Regions from separate parts of the Homo sapiens genome. Here all the other regions are linked to region 1. A link is an interaction called in ENCODE POLR2A ChIA-PET data of the cell type or tissue named here. Cell type or tissue: Panc1. All regions are shown on one strand. Each heading gives the region's core, and the rest is flanking DNA. Links, peaks and the distances in the headings are about the cores only.

What was found. ChIA-PET counts read pairs that join two places held together with the same protein. Peaks named below come from ENCODE experiments on the same cell type or tissue, not always from the same donor. Only the 100,000 strongest peaks of a DNase experiment are listed, where the experiment ranks them.
Region 2: POLR2A ChIA-PET joins it to region 1 with 5 read pairs; 2 of 35 experiments call an interaction of 5 or more read pairs at or near these places.
Region 3: POLR2A ChIA-PET joins it to region 1 with 5 read pairs; 2 of 35 experiments call an interaction of 5 or more read pairs at or near these places.

Annotation. Positions count from the first base shown.
Region 1 is chr2:203,120,185-203,125,291 of GRCh38, forward strand. It overlaps NBEAL1 (neurobeachin like 1), which reads left to right. Exons shown (of 56, transcript NM_001378026.1): 19 at 2,070-2,159. Among named protein-coding and RNA genes, the nearest start is that of NBEAL1, 110 kb to the left of the region's middle. In Panc1, for the core only: no CTCF peak of the experiment used is centred there; a DNase peak (open chromatin) is centred at 2,528.
Region 2 is chr2:202,948,164-202,953,270 of GRCh38, forward strand. CARF (calcium responsive transcription factor) reads left to right here. Exons shown (of 17, transcript NM_024744.17): 6 at 4,396-4,516. Among named protein-coding and RNA genes, the nearest start is that of CARF, 38 kb to the left of the region's middle. In Panc1, for the core only: no CTCF peak of the experiment used is centred there; no DNase peak of the experiment used is centred there.
Region 3 is chr2:203,189,940-203,195,046 of GRCh38, forward strand. NBEAL1 (neurobeachin like 1) reads left to right here. Exons shown (of 56, transcript NM_001378026.1): 46 at 353-450; 47 at 3,856-3,972. It also overlaps the pseudogene RPL12P16. Among named protein-coding and RNA genes, the nearest start is that of CYP20A1, 47 kb to the right of the region's middle. In Panc1, for the core only: no CTCF peak of the experiment used is centred there; no DNase peak of the experiment used is centred there.

The DNA.
Region 1 (5,107 bases), core at 753-4,752:
GTATTTCACGTGTATTGTTTCACTTAATCTTCACAAAAGCCCTGAGAGGTATATGGTATTATTGGTTATCTTTTCTAAGCTTTAGTTTTCTGAAGCTCAGTAAGATAAGTAACTTGCTTAGACTCATAATTCCATTGAATCCTGGAGTTAGAACCCAGCCTGTTTAATTTATATCCTTAACTAATATACAATATTTCTTTGTTGGAATAATGTACGGAATAATGTACAAATTAATAGTGAGGGTACAAATGAGGAGTGGTTTGTTGTTCCAGGAAGCTAGAAAATCATAAAGAAGATGGTATCATTTGTGTTTTAAAAGACAAGGTTGAGCAGGGATGCATGGTAAATATCACCTAAAAAGGCATAGACTGTAAAACTGGGTTCTACATGTGTTTGGGTATAGGACACTGAGCAAGAGGAGATGAGACTAGAGAGCAAGGTCACATTAGAGCAAACCTCCTATGTCAGAGTAGATAATAGGCAATGGATAGAATTTTTAGCAGAAGAGTAATATTATCGGATTCGCATTTTAGAAATGGTCTTAAGCTGCAGTGTGAAAGTTGGATTGGAGGAATGGATTCTAGAGAGTGTCATACCATTAGGAGATTATTCTGTTAAAACAGGTCATAGATACACAGTTTTTAGTTACAGACTAAAGTAGTAACTAGAGAAAGACGTGTCTGTCTCGGAGACGGATAACGTTTAAGTATTTGTTTGATTAAAGCAATTTTTCTCAATTGTTTAAGAGGAAAGCAGTAACTACATCATGTGCGCTAAAATTTGTAGGTTTACTTTCTTTTGGAATGGGGATTAGATTAGATTCAAGGATGCTGCATTACCTGAAAATTCGGATTGAATATGAAGTTAACATGCCTTTACGAATGGAGGTTAGCAAATAACACTGTTTCTAAAGTTACAGACTAAGCTCTTACTCTGAATGCAGCCAGAATTGTCTGGCAACAACATGAGGGAAAATAGTATCTTATGCCTGTAATTGTATTTTTATATTATGATTTTTTTTTTGTTCTATGGTTTATCTCTCATTTTAATCACACGTTTTATGTGTATCTTGAAATTGTGCCTAGGGAAGTGCTAATGGAAATAAAACATTGAATTTTTTTAAAGCAAAAAATCTGTTTTCATGTATTTGTTTAAAAGAGAAAAATTTAAAAACTATGACTGGCGAGGCCGGGTGCAGTGGCTCATGCCTGTAATCCCAGCACTTTGGGAGGCCGAGGTGGGTGGATCCCTTGAGGTCAGGAGTTCGAGACCAGCCTGGCCAACATGGTGAAACCCCATCTCTACTAAAAATACAAATTAAGCCAGATGTGGTGGCGCACCACTGTAATCTCAGCTACTTGGGAGGCTGAGGCAGGAGAATTGCTCGAATCTGGGAGGCAGAGGTTGCAGTGAGCCAAGATCACACCACTGCACTCTAGCCTGGGTGACAAGAGTGAGACTCTGTCTCCAAAAAAAAAAAAAAAACATCACTGTGGCTGGCGAACAAGTTCTGCCTATAGCTCATCTGTCAGATGACAAGTAGCAGTGACCTACTTTTCTAAGTGGGTGCTTTAGAATCTAATTCCTGATTCTTTCTTTTTTATTTTTATTTATTTTTTGAGACAGAGTCTCACTCTGTCACTGAGGCTGGAGTGCATTGGCACCGTGTCGGCTCACTGCAACCTCCGTCTCCTGGGTTCAAGCAATTCTCCTCCCTCAGCCTCCCGAGTAGCTGGGATTACAGGTGCCCACCACCACACCCGGCTAGTTTTTATATTTTTAGTAGAGATGGGGTTTTACCATGTTGGCCAGGCTGGTTTCGAACTCCTAACCTCAGGTGATCCACCTGCCTCGGCCTCCCAAAGTGCTGGGATTACAGGCATGAGCCACCACGCCCGGCCCTGATTCTTTCTTTTAAAACAGAACAGCAATACTAAAATTCATATTATGGGCATCTTATCTTTGACTATCCTATATTCCTTTTTGTATTATGGTGAAATGTTCTATATGTGGTTAAATTTATGTTTTGTTCTAATTGGTTGTTTGCCATATTTTTCTTTTATTCTTAGGCCTGCAAAAATTCAATCTGTCTTGATTTATCTACTAATTGTTTGCATGGAAGATTAACAGGAAACAAAGTAGTGAACTGGGACATTAAGGTAAATTAATAGTAAATGTTGGGCAACATCTTACATAATTTACTGATACTCTTATTAAGGATTTTGTTTTTAAAGCACTGCCAGATTGATCTAAATAATAGGTCTCAGTTAAAGGGTTATGCAAACATACAATTTGAAGGGTAAACAAATGCAAAGTTAAATGACTAACATAGTTGAATGACTTTGGTTTGAAGTATAGTTACCTTTGTAAGCTACAGCAGGTCTTTGGATAATGTCGTTCATTATAAAGTCAGTGAGAAAAAAATTGATTCCTGGCAGGGGCAACTGTCTGTGTGGAGTTTGAATGTTTTTGCCATGTCTGTATGGGTTCTCAAATCTTATTTTCCTTTTTCATTGGCCTCATATTTATGTCACAGCTGGAACTTTGCTTCCATCTAGAGGCTTCTACTTACTTTCCAAGACCAAACTGCTCTTATGGGTATCCCTAGCACTTTATTATTTCACTTACCATGGCAAATAGTAACTGCTTGGTTAATGCTCTAGTAGTCCAAAAGAACTTTGAAGGAAGGGTCACTGCTTTTTTCTTTTTTTTAATCAGTTCCTGGTACAGGGTTATGCAACAAATAAGTGTTGACTGAGTGATTAAATTAGTAAAGGTTGTTTAGGGTGAGAAAGGCTTAATTCTTAAATATAGTGTTTCCTTAAATGATATTTTAAATAGAAGTTATAACCTAAGTTAAATAAAAGAAATATAAAAGATAATTATAAGAGGGCTTGCCGGTAAATCAGGGAAATAAAAGATAATTATAAGAAGACTTGCTGGTAAATCAGGAAAAAAAAAAAAACTTTTCTAATCAGTTAACACCAACCAAATACGTTTATTATTTCAGTGAAAAGAAATCATTAAGATAATTTTGCCTATGTAGAAATTAATCTATCAATTAGTGTTAATTTCATGTTATTCATGATATATAAAGGATTTTTCTCCTTAATTTTGGTATAAGAACACTTGTTCTTTTTCTTTTCTTTTCTTTTTTCTTTTTTTTTTTTTTGAGGCAGAGTTTTGCTGTCGCCCTGGCTGGAGTGCAGTGGATCTCGGCTCACTACAACCTCTGCCTCCCAGGTTCAAGCGATTCTCCTGCCTCAGCCTTCCAAGTAGCTGGGATTATAGGCACCTGCCACCACACCCAGCTGATTTTTGTATTTTTTAGTAGAGACAGGGTCTCACCATGTTGGACAGACTGGTCTCGGACTCCTGACCTCAGTTGATCCGCCCACCTTGGCCTCTCAAAGTGCTGGGATTACAGGCGTGAGCCACCATGCCCGGCCAGAACACTTTTTTTTATCTGTTACCATAGTAGGATTTATGACATGAATGACACTTCATAAGTTAACTTTTGCTTTACTTGTAAGACTGGTTTTACAAAGCTGATTCCATGTGGTATTTTATATATAGAAATCTGTTTATATGTACCATACATACCTGAAAATCAAAGCCGTTTTTTTGTGGCCTGAGTTACAGCTATGTGGATTATTAACTAGTTAGACTTTTGGCTAATGTGGAAATCAAAAAGCAACAGATTATCAAGAGAAAGGCGTATTTTTATACTGTAGCCAAATCAAAGACCAAAAAAGTTAAATGACAACTGGTAAAATAATATTTGCCTTCCAAAAAGTTAATTTACTTATTTACACAAAGAGCTCTTCAAAACTGGTATGACAAACAGTCAAAACAAAGTAGAAGATATGAGGCCAGGCACAGTGGTTCACACCTGTAATCCCAGTACTTTGGGAGGCCATGGCGGGCAAATTGCTTGAGCTCAAGAGTTTGAGACCAGCCTGGGCAACATGGCAAAACTTTGTACAAAAAATACACACGTTAGCTGAGTGTGGTGGCACATGCCTGTAGTCTCAGCTACTTGGGAGGCTGAGGTGAGAGGATCACTTGAGCCTGGAAGGTCGAGACTGCAGTGAGCCGTGATCAGGCCAGTGCACTCCAGCTGAGTGACAGAGCGAAACCCTGTCTCAAAAACAAACAAGAAAAACCCAACAAAGTAGCAGATATGTAGGATGAACAAGTCCAGAGATCTAATGTAAAACATGAGGACTATAGTTAATAAAATTACATTTTATTAGGGAGTTTTGTTAAATAAGTAGATTTTAGCTGCTCTTGTCACAAAGTAACTATGTGAAATGATAGAAATGTTAATCTGCTTCACTATAGTAACCATTTTATTATCTATGTGTATCCTACAACATTATTTTGTAAACCTCAAATATACACAATAAAATTTATTTCTAAGAAAACAAGCAAAGAATGTGAAGAGGTTGTTTGAAGACTTAAGTTATGTCCACGTGGCAATTCAGAACACTTTAATAATTAATAATAAGAGCAAACCTTGTATGGTATCGACTGTATGTCAGAGACTGCACTTTTTATATATTAGCTTACTTAATCCTTGCAATACTTTATGAAGTGGGTGTTACTATTATCCTCATTTTACAGATGAAGAAACTGAAGCCAGTGATATTAGTAACTTATCAAAAGATATAGAAAATATTTTATTAAGCTACCCAAAATATCCAAAACTTTGAACTTTGCCTGAAATACCCTCTCTACCTTTTTGTTAACTAAAAGTCGAGGAGTCAGTCATATTTCTACCACCAAATGCATTTTTTTTCATTGTTTATTCTCTTGTTTATTATGCCTAATTGCCTAGTGACAGTTGTTTTTCCATTGTTGGAGTTACATTATAAAGTCCACTTATGGGGCTATGTTTCATTTGCCTATGTTCGAAATCCCTAAAATTTGGAAAATGAAGATGGAGTAAAAATGGTCTGGCCTGATCTCTCTTGAGTTTTGATTATGGTGACCCTTGAGGCTGCCCTGTAAAGCATCTTCCTACACAAAAATTCCTTCAGCTTAGGTTATCCTGTACATTGCTCAAAGGTTTATCTAGCAGATTATAACTTCATACATGTGAAGA
Region 2 (5,107 bases), core at 664-4,663, 170 kb before region 1:
GGTGTGCAGCCTTGTTTCTGGGCTCTCTCTTCTGTTCCATTGGTCTATATGTCTGTTTTCATACCAGTACCATGCTGTTTTGGTTACTGTAGCCTTGTAGTATAGTTTGAAGTCAGGTAACATAATGCCTCCAGCTTTCTACTTTTTGCTTAGGATTGCCTTGGCTATTTGGCCTTTTTTTGGTTCTATATGAGTTTTAAAATAGTTTTTTTCTGGTTCTGTGAAGAATGCCATTGGCAGTTTGATAGGAATAGCATTGAATCTGTGAATTGCTTTGCGCAGTGTGGCCATTTTAATGATATTGATTCTTTCTGTCCATGAGCATGGATTTTTTTTTCCATTTGTTCGTATCTTCTCTGATTTATTTGAGCAGTCTTTTGTAATTCTTATGGTAGAGATCTTTCACCTTCTTGTAATCCTAGGTATTTTATTCTTTTTCTGGCAATTGTGAATAGGATTGCCTTCCTAGTTTGGCCCTTGTCTTGGTTGTTGTTGGTATATTGGAATGCTAGTGATTTTTAAACATTGATTTTGTATACTGAAACTTTGCTGAAGTTGTTTATCTTCTGGAAGAGCTTTTGGACGGAGAATATGGGGTTTTCTAAATGTAGGATCATGTCGTCTGCAAACAAGGATAGTCCAACTTCCTCTCTTCCTATCTGGATGCCCTTTATTTCTTTCTCTTGCCTGATTGCTTTGGCCGGGACTTCCAATACTATGTTGAATAGGAGTGGTGAGAGAGGGCATCCTTTTCTTGTGCTGGTTTTCAAGGAGAATGCTTCTGGCTTTTGCCTATTTACTATGATGTTGGCTGTGGGTTTGTTAGCTAAGCATCTTGTTTTTCTTAATTTATTTTAATTAAATAATTTATTTTTTAAGAGAAATGTCTCAGCTGGGCCTGGTGGCTTACGCCTGTAATCCCAGCACTTTGGGAGGCTGAGGTGGGCAGATCACGAGGTCAGGAGTCCGAGACTAGACTGGTCAACATAGTAAAACCCCATTTCTACTAAAAATATGAAAATTAGCCAGGCATGGTGGTGCATACCTGTAATGCCATCTACTCAGGAGGCTGAGGCAGGAGAATCACTTGAACCCAGGAGGCAGAGGTTGTGGTGAGCCAAGGTCGTGCCACTGCACTCCATGCACTCCAGCCTGGGCAACAGAGCAAGACTCCATCTCAAAAAAAAAAAAAAAGAGATATGTCTCACTCTGTCACCTAGGCTTAACTGCAGTGGCATGATCATAGCCTCCAGAGTAGCTAGAACTACAGGGGTGTGCCACTGCCATCAGCCAAATGGAGCTTTTTAAAGAAATATACCTTCCTTTTTTTCAATATGACTTTTTGTTATTTATTTATTATTATTATTATTATTATTATTATTATTATTATTATTATTATTATTTTGAGACAAAGCCTCACTCTGTTGCCCAGGCTGGAGTGCAGTTGCGTGATCTCAGCTCACTGCAACCCCCACCTCCTGGGTTCAAGCGATTTTCCTGCCTCAGCCTCCCGAGTAGCTGGGATTGCAGGTGCCTGCCACCAAGCCCAGGTAATTTTAGTATTTTTAGTAGAGACGGGTTTCATCATGTTGGCTAGGCTAGTCTCAAACTCCTGACCTCAGGTGATCCACCCACCTTGGCCTCCCAAAGTGCTGGGATTACAGGCGTGAGCCATCGTGCCTGGCCCAATATGACTTTTTATATAAAAGTTATTAGTAAAGATTCTGTAGTGGGTGAATCTGCAATGGATGAAGATGTTTTGGAGTGAAGCTGAATTGGTCTTTTGAATTTATTAGAAATATTGTACACAAAGGGCCTAGTAGGTAAAAGACCACTCAGCTAAAGTTTTCTGATAATTTTCATGGTCTGCCTGAAATAGAATGTGTTGTAGCACATGACTCTTCAAAACCATGTTTGCTTTCATAGCAAAGATTTTAGGTAATTAGCTGGGTTTTCTTTAAATAGGAAAAGTAATATTAACATTGTCATTGTCAGATTATATGAATTGTAAATAGTTTTTTAGGTACCAGGGGGACTTAGCTAAGAAGGGAGAAAATAAATGAGACTTTTATCTACTATGCTTGGGAAACATAGTTTCAAAATTAAGAGGATATTCCACAGATCAGTCTTAATTATGAAACTTGTATATGATTGAATAACTTATAAAAACTTATTTGTGTTTAATTTTGATTTAAAAATAACCACAGCACTTATTTTCTAAGAATGAATAGAACACTTTTCATACCCCCATTCCTAAAAGTTAGAAAATTTGTATATACATATTTTTTTCACAGATATTTAATCTTATTATAAGGGGTAAAGAATTTAAAACAATATTATTACTGTTGCCTTTTAATGTCCAGCAGGGTTTTTTATATTGTTTTGCTTTTGTCTTTTCTTAGGTTAAGTAACATTGTCAAATATTGGGAGCTAGTACAGAGTGGTAGTTTGAAGGAGTCAGATTGCTTGAGTTTCAATTATAGCCTACCACTAAATAGCTCTGTGTAACCTTCTATGAGTTTTGTAACCTCTGTGTGACAGTTTCCTCATTTATAAAATGTATATACTTGAGATACACGTGATGAGGATTAAATGAGGTAATACATCTGAAGTGCTGCCACTTCCTATGAACTGAGCACGTGTAAGCAGTTGTCATCAGTTTGCAGTTGCTGTTTCATGCTAAAGTGATAAGAGTTATGGCAGGACATTTTTATCTCAAGAAACTTGTTGAACATTGGGGAAGGAAGGAAACAATTCCCATTCTTAATTTTGGGAACTATCTATGATTATATTAATATTTAAAGCATTCTAGTTTGTTGAAGTTTTTCCCCTAACATTAAATTTTTTAAAAAATTTTTTTCAAATTTATATTTGCATTTTTTCAAATGGCCCTTTTTTTTTGAGACAAGGTTTTGCTCTGTCACCCAGGCTGGAGTACAGCAGCATGATCACGGCTCACTGCAGCCTTGACCTCCCAGCCTCAAGTGATCCTCCCACCTGAACCCCCAGAGTAGCTGGTACTACAGGCACATGCCATCACACTCAGCTAATTTTTAAAATTTTTTGTAGAGACAGGTAGCCCAAGCTCAAACTCCTGGGTTCAAGTGATCCTCTCACCTTGGCCTCCCAAAGTACTGGGATTACAGGCATGAGCCACTGTATCTGGCCTCAAGTAACTCCCTTAAAAGTTGGAATACAGTCCCTGTCAAGCATCAGCAATATTTTCATGTTTTACCTAGCAAAAGAGGAGTCTGGGAACGTGGGTTGGAATGATTAAGGATTGTTACCTGCACTAAAGAGGTAATAGGAGAGTAGTATGTTAAGTAATAAAATTTATGTGGTGCTGATGGAAGTCTGATGCTTCCAGACTTTTTGGAAGTCTGGAAGCATCAGATAGACTTAAATTCAAATACTGTATTAGCTATACTTCCAAATGATAGGTCCAAAAGTTTTTCTTCAACTTCATATGTCTTTTTAGTTGATATTGCTCTAAATTTGATAGAGTAGGTTTAGTTGTTAAACTGAAAAAAAGTACAATAAATATACTATTTTCCCTGTGTTTTCAGACTTTTGAGGCACTTTGTAGTACCGTTCTTTATGAACCATAGAGACTATATATAAATGCTGAGATACCAAAATAAATCCTATTTAATTAGACATTTATCAAGTTACCTTTTTTTTTTTTTTGAGACAGAGTCTCGCTCTGTCGCCCAGGCTGGAGTATAGTGGCGCGATCTCGGCTCACTGCAACCTCTGCCTCCCAGATTCAAGTGATTCTCCTGCCTCAGCCTCCTGAGTACCTGGGATTACAGGCGCGTGCCACCATGTCCAGCTAATTTTTGTATTTTTAGTGGAGACAGGGTTTCACCATGTTGATCAGGCTGGTCTCGAACTCCTGACCTCGTGATCTGCCTTCCTTGGCCTCCCAAAGTGCTAGGATTACAGGTATGAGCCACCATGCCTGACCAACATGTTACCATTTTTAAACGAAGGAAGATGACTTTAAATATAAGACAAATGGTTGCCACACAAATAGGTGAAACATGTATGAATAATACAGTAAGTGGCAAAAGGTAAATGTATTACATCCAGACAGACTTGTTCAGATTACCAAGTAATTAGACTTCATCCATGTGTAATGATTAAGACCATTGGTGGTTAAGACCCTAGGATTAGGGTCAAATTGCCTGTTTTTAATCCTGGCTTCACCACTTATAAGTTGTGAGACCTTGGAAAAAAATGTTTATGTGCCTCAATGTTTTCATCTATAAAATGGGGGAAATCATAGAATCCATCATAGAGCTAGGTATGTGTTTAATAATTTATTTAATTAATAATTTTTGTTAAATCAGTCTAGGCATATGCATTTGATTTTTTTTTTTTAATGCTTCCAAGATGATCGTTGCCAGCCCAACAGAAAATGGACAGGTACTTCGTGTAATTCCACCTACCCAGACAGGAATGGCACAAGTGATTATACCTCAGGGGCAACTTGTGGATGTGAATAGTCCTCGGGGTGAGTAACAACGGGATATAGGGGATTTGAGAGTGTTTTAAAAACATAAATATTTTAGAAAAATCACCTTATGAAAGTCAGTGCTAAAGTTGATTTCTTTAGGTAAAAGATTATGAATTAAATAATTAGAAAACAGCTCTTTGCCCAAATAAATTCAAAGTTCATTTTTCAACTCCTGTCTAGGTTAGCTATTTCATTTAAGAATTCTATGAAGCTGATTGACTCCTGCTTCCTCCCAAATGACCAATGAGCATAAAATAAATTATTATTAATGATAACAGTAATAATAACAGCAACAATAGCAAGAATATAATGTTAATAGCTTCAGAAGTTTTTATTTATATCTTTTTTTTTGGAGGCAGAGTCTCGCTCTATCCCCCAGGCTGGAGTACATTGGTGGCATGATCTCGGCTTACTGCAACCTCTGACTCCCAGGTTCAAGCAATTCTCCTGCCTCAGCCTCCTGAGTAGCAGGGATTACAGGCGCCTGCAACCATGCCTAATTTTTATATTTTTAGTAGAGACGAGGCTTCACCATGTTGGCCAGACTGGTCTTGAACTCCTGACCTTGGGTGATCCACCTGCCTCCGC
Region 3 (5,107 bases), core at 664-4,663, 70 kb after region 1:
AGCCTGGCCAACATAGTGAAACCCCGTCTCTACTAAAAGTACAAAAATTATCTGGGCGTGGTGGCACGGACCTGTAGTCCCAGCTACTCAGGAGGCTGAGGGAGGAGAATTGTTTGAACCCAGGAGGTGGAGGTTGCAGTGAGTCGAGATCATACCACTGCACTCCAGCCTGGGCAACAGAGCAAGACTCTGTCTCAAAAAAAAAAAAAAAGATGTGTGTACACACACACACACACACACACACACACACACACACACACACACACACACCAATGAGCCTGATACATTAATCAGTGATGTGGCTTGCTGATTTGTTTTCACTCTATAGTAAGTTGACTTCTTCTGGTTTTAGGAGCTGTGGATCTGGATGCCTTAACAGATGAGAAAGAAAGAAAAGCCTTAGAAGGGATGATTAATAATTTTGGGCAAACACCCTGTCAATTATTAAAGGTAAGTCAACAACTTAAGAAGTAGATTTAAGTCAACTTAAGAAGTAGATTTAAGTACATAACAAAATATTGCAGTCAAGATCCATGTATATAGCCAGTTACTCTCAGTCACAGAAAGATTTCTGTTTGCTCAGAAAGTCTTATATTATTTCCAAGAGGAAAAACTGAGTACCTATTAGGGTATGCCATTAAAACTGTCCTCATGCTGGGACTCATTCCACATGTAAAACTTCTAATAGCTAACATCTGCCCAAAAAGGCACTTGCTTTCCAGAGCCCAAACCCAGTCTTAAGAATCAAATTGCTCTCGGCTTTCGGCTCGGAGGAGGCCAAGGTGCAACTTTCTTCGGTCGTCCCGAATCCGGGTTCATCCAACACCAGCCGCCTCCACCATGCCGCCGAAGTTCGACCCCAACGAGATCAAAGTCGTATACCTGAGGTGCACCGGAGGTGAAGTCGGTGCCACTTCTGCCCTGGCCCCCAAGATCGGCCCCCTGGGTCTGTCTCCAAAAAAGGTTGGTGATGACATTGCCAAGGCAACGGGTGACTGGAAGGGCCTGAGGATTACAGTGAAACTGACCATTCAGAACAGACAGGCCCAGATTGAGGTGGTGCCTTCTGCCTCTGCCCTGATCATCAAAGCCCTCAAGGAACCACCAAGAGACAGAAAGAAACAGAAAAACATTAAACACAGTGGGAATATCACTTTTGATGAGATCGTCAACATTGTTCGACAGATGCGGCACCGATCCTTAGCCAGAGAACTCTCTGGAACCATTAAAGAGATCCTGGGGACTGCCCAGTCTGTGGGCTGTAATGTTGATGGCCGCCATCCTCATGACATCATCGATGACATCAACAGTGGTGCTGTGGAATGCCCAGCCAGTTAAGCACAAAGGAAAATATTTCAATAAAGGATCATTTGACAACTGAAAAAAAAAAAAAAAAGAATCAAATTATAGAATATTTAAAATGTAGAATCAAATTATTAAATATTACTACATATATTTCTTTCCCTATACTGGTATCTGAAATTAAATCATTATCTTCCTGATGACACACAGGTTTAGATTAATGGAAATTAATCTAATGGTAGTTTTCAAAGATGTCTTGATCTTTTTCAGTATATGAATTTAGTGATGTAGAATGTACAAAAAAATATATCATTTATTAACTAGATATGTTCTTAAGCAATCACTGTGTTTGTTAGGTACTTTACCTAATCTTCATAGTAAAAATTCAGCTATCCTCATTTTTTAGGAGTTAAAGCCAAGCCTCACAGAAGGTAATACCTAGCCTATAATGCCTTTGAGAAATTAAATACTTTTTCTATGTTTACACAACAAGAAAGTGACTAGGATTATATGCCTGACCATCTAACTCCAAAGCCTTTCTAGCATGCCATGTTTCCTCTGAATGAGTAGTTGTAAGCCCCCGTTAAACTAGATCTCTTAACATGTTCTTATGGGCCTTTATTTGCTACCTAATTAGGACACTTTCTGCCTTAGGCTATATATTTATCCATTTACCTCAGTACATTATAAATACATTAAAGGCAGCAACTTTCTCTTAATCATCTTTGTATCACTCTTGAATACAGTATTGAATTGAAATCGCCACAGCTATTACAACAGTAGTGTATCTAAGCTCTAACTTATAGATGTACTTCTGTCAATACAGTAATTGGGCTAAGCTTTGTAATTTTTACTGTTCCTTAGCAACAGTTTGCTCGGAACCTCCAACATTGGTTTTTACAGAATAGTCATATGTGAAGTCAATGCTTTATCCCTTACCTTCTGGTACAGTCAGAAGGCGAAAGTAACAGACTAAAACAGAATGCTTCACAGGGCTTTGAAATAGATGCTATCATATTTTCACACCTGCTTTACCTTTCTTTTTGTTTTACAAGTGGTGCTAATTAGTTTTTATTGTGATGAAAATGATACAAAAATCAGCCTTTGATTTGAAATAAAGTGAATAATATTTATTAAAAGATAATTTTTTTTTTTTTTTTGAGAGGGAGTTTTGCCCTTGTTGCCCAGTCTGGAGTACAATGGCACAATCTCGGGTTACTCCAACCTCTGCCTCCTGGGTTCAAGCGATTCTCCTGCCTCAGCCTCCCAAGTAGCTGGGATTACAGAGGCCCGCCACCACACCTGGCTAATTTTTTGTATTTTTAGTAGAGACGGGGTTTTGCCATGTTGGGCAGGCTGGTCTTGAACTCCTGACCTCAGGTGATCTGCCTGCCTCAGCCTCCCAAAATGCTGGGATTACAGGTGTGAGCCACCGCACCCGATCTAAAAGCTAAATATTTTAGTACTTACAGCTTTCACATCTATTGCCTATAATCAATATTTTTTTGTAGAGATGTAAGAATTTACTTTAGATAGAATTCTGTTTTGCCTTTTAACTGTGCCTTTGAAATGTTCATTTTACTTGCCATTTATTTCATATTTATAGATGATACTGTTCTGTGTTTCTGACATGAAAGTTGAGGAAGAACAAAATTTACTTGAAAAGTATGCAGCAGTACCTATAATTTGATTCTGACAGTATTGACTTTTTTTCTTTCTTTCTTTTTTTTTTTTTTTTTTTTTTTTTTGAGATGGAGTCTTACTCTGTCACCCAGGCTGGAGTGCAGTGGCACGATCTTGGCTCACTGCAACTTCCATCTTGTGGGTTCAAGCGATTCTCCTACCTCAGCCTCTCAAGTAGCTGGGACTATAGGTGCACACCACTACGCCTGACCAATTTTTGTATTTTTAGTAGATACAGGGTTTCACCATGTTAGCCAGTATGGTCTTGAACTTCTGACCTCAAGTGATCCGCCCACCTCAGCCTCCCGAAGTGCTAGGATTTCAGGTGTGAGCCAGCACGCCCAGCCAGTGTTGACATTTTGATCTTGTCAAGGAATTAAAGATTCATCCAAATTATACATTCTGAATTTTGAATACTACATTTAATTTTACCAAGCATCTAACGTGTAAGATACTAGTCTAGTATGGAAATCCAAAAATGAATAAGGCTTCTCTAGCTTTAAGGCACTTATAACCTAGCTGGGGAAGACAGACCATAAACAACTATATGTAATCCAATATAGAAAGAAATAAATTATAATTAAAATATAAATTATTTGCCAAGGAAAAATAATAAAAGAGAATAATACATTCTGACTTGAAAATTTAGGAGAGATATCAGTAAGAAAAACTTTAAAGTAGAAGTGGGGTTTCCAAAGAAATGAAAAAAGTAGTATCTCTGCTAAGAGAATAGTCTGAGCCAACACCTATAATTGTCAACAATGCATGGTATGTAATTCATTGTAGCTAGAGCCTAGTGTATATGAAGGAACATAGTGAGAGATTAATAACATAGATATGGAATTGTTTTTCCTTAAAATTATTTTGAAGGAACCACACCCTCCAAGATTATCAGCAGAAGAAGCAGTGCAGAAGCCAACCAAAATAGACACTTCAACCCTAAACCTGTTTCAACACCTTCCTGAACTCAAGTCATTTTTTATAGAGGTAATATCCTACTTGGTAATATCAAAAAGAGTTTTCTCTAAATTCTGTACATTTTAAAGTTCTTTTATTATTTAATGGGAAGTAAGGATTATAATATTTAATTCAAGATAGTAAATTATACTGTAATAATCTGTTGTTGGATTTTTAAAACATTTTTATTGGAAGCTTTTGTTTGCTGCTGAGTGGTAGTCTGAACTGTTTTTCTTGGCTTTCTTTCATCTACTTCACATTTTCCTGACGAAGAAGAATAAATAATTTGACTTAAAATGCTTCTTGTGACAATCGAGATGATATGTAGATGGAGATAATAATTTAATAGCTCTTAATTATAATGTCTGCTCATATATAAAATAGATCCTAATAAGTCCATTGTTAATTGATAGAATGAGTAGTCTAGTAAAACAGGAGTAGTTAATGGTGTAATTGAAAGAGTTTAAATAAAAAATTCAAATGTTTAAATATACATATTAAATTGAGTAATTCAGAATGTGATTATAAAATGCATTCATACCTATGAATGTGGTTAGGACAGATAGCATTAACCCTTCACAAAAAGAAAATTGAAAATAAAAAGTTACTAAGATTAGTTTGAAAATATACATTGAACAGTCTCTGCAATACAGCAGAGGTTGGTAAACTCTTTCTTGTCTCAAATAATAACTTATTTGAAAAGTATGCAGCAGTGAGATAGGTCTAACTGGTAAATATTTTGTGCTTTGCAGGCCAAAAGGCAAACTCAAAGATATTCTGTAGATACATATATAACCACTTAAAATGTAATCATCTAAAAATATAAAACCCATCCTTAGCTCACCCACCGCCTACAAAACAGGTGGTGGGCTGGCTTTGTCCCACAGGCTGTAGTTTGTAAAACCCTGCATTGCAATATCACTGCAGCGTGTTTCTCAGATTCAATACCATGGGAAAATGAATTATCAAAAAATATAATTTTTTGATAATGTAGTGTAAAAAATGTTTATGAGTTTTATAACAGTTAAAGCTTTGGCCGGGCGCAGTGGCTCACGCCTGTAATCCCAGCACTTTGGGAGGCCGAGACCGGCAGATCACGAGGTCAGGAGATTGAGACCATCCTGGCTAACATGGTGAAACCCCGTCTCTACTAAAAAATATAAAA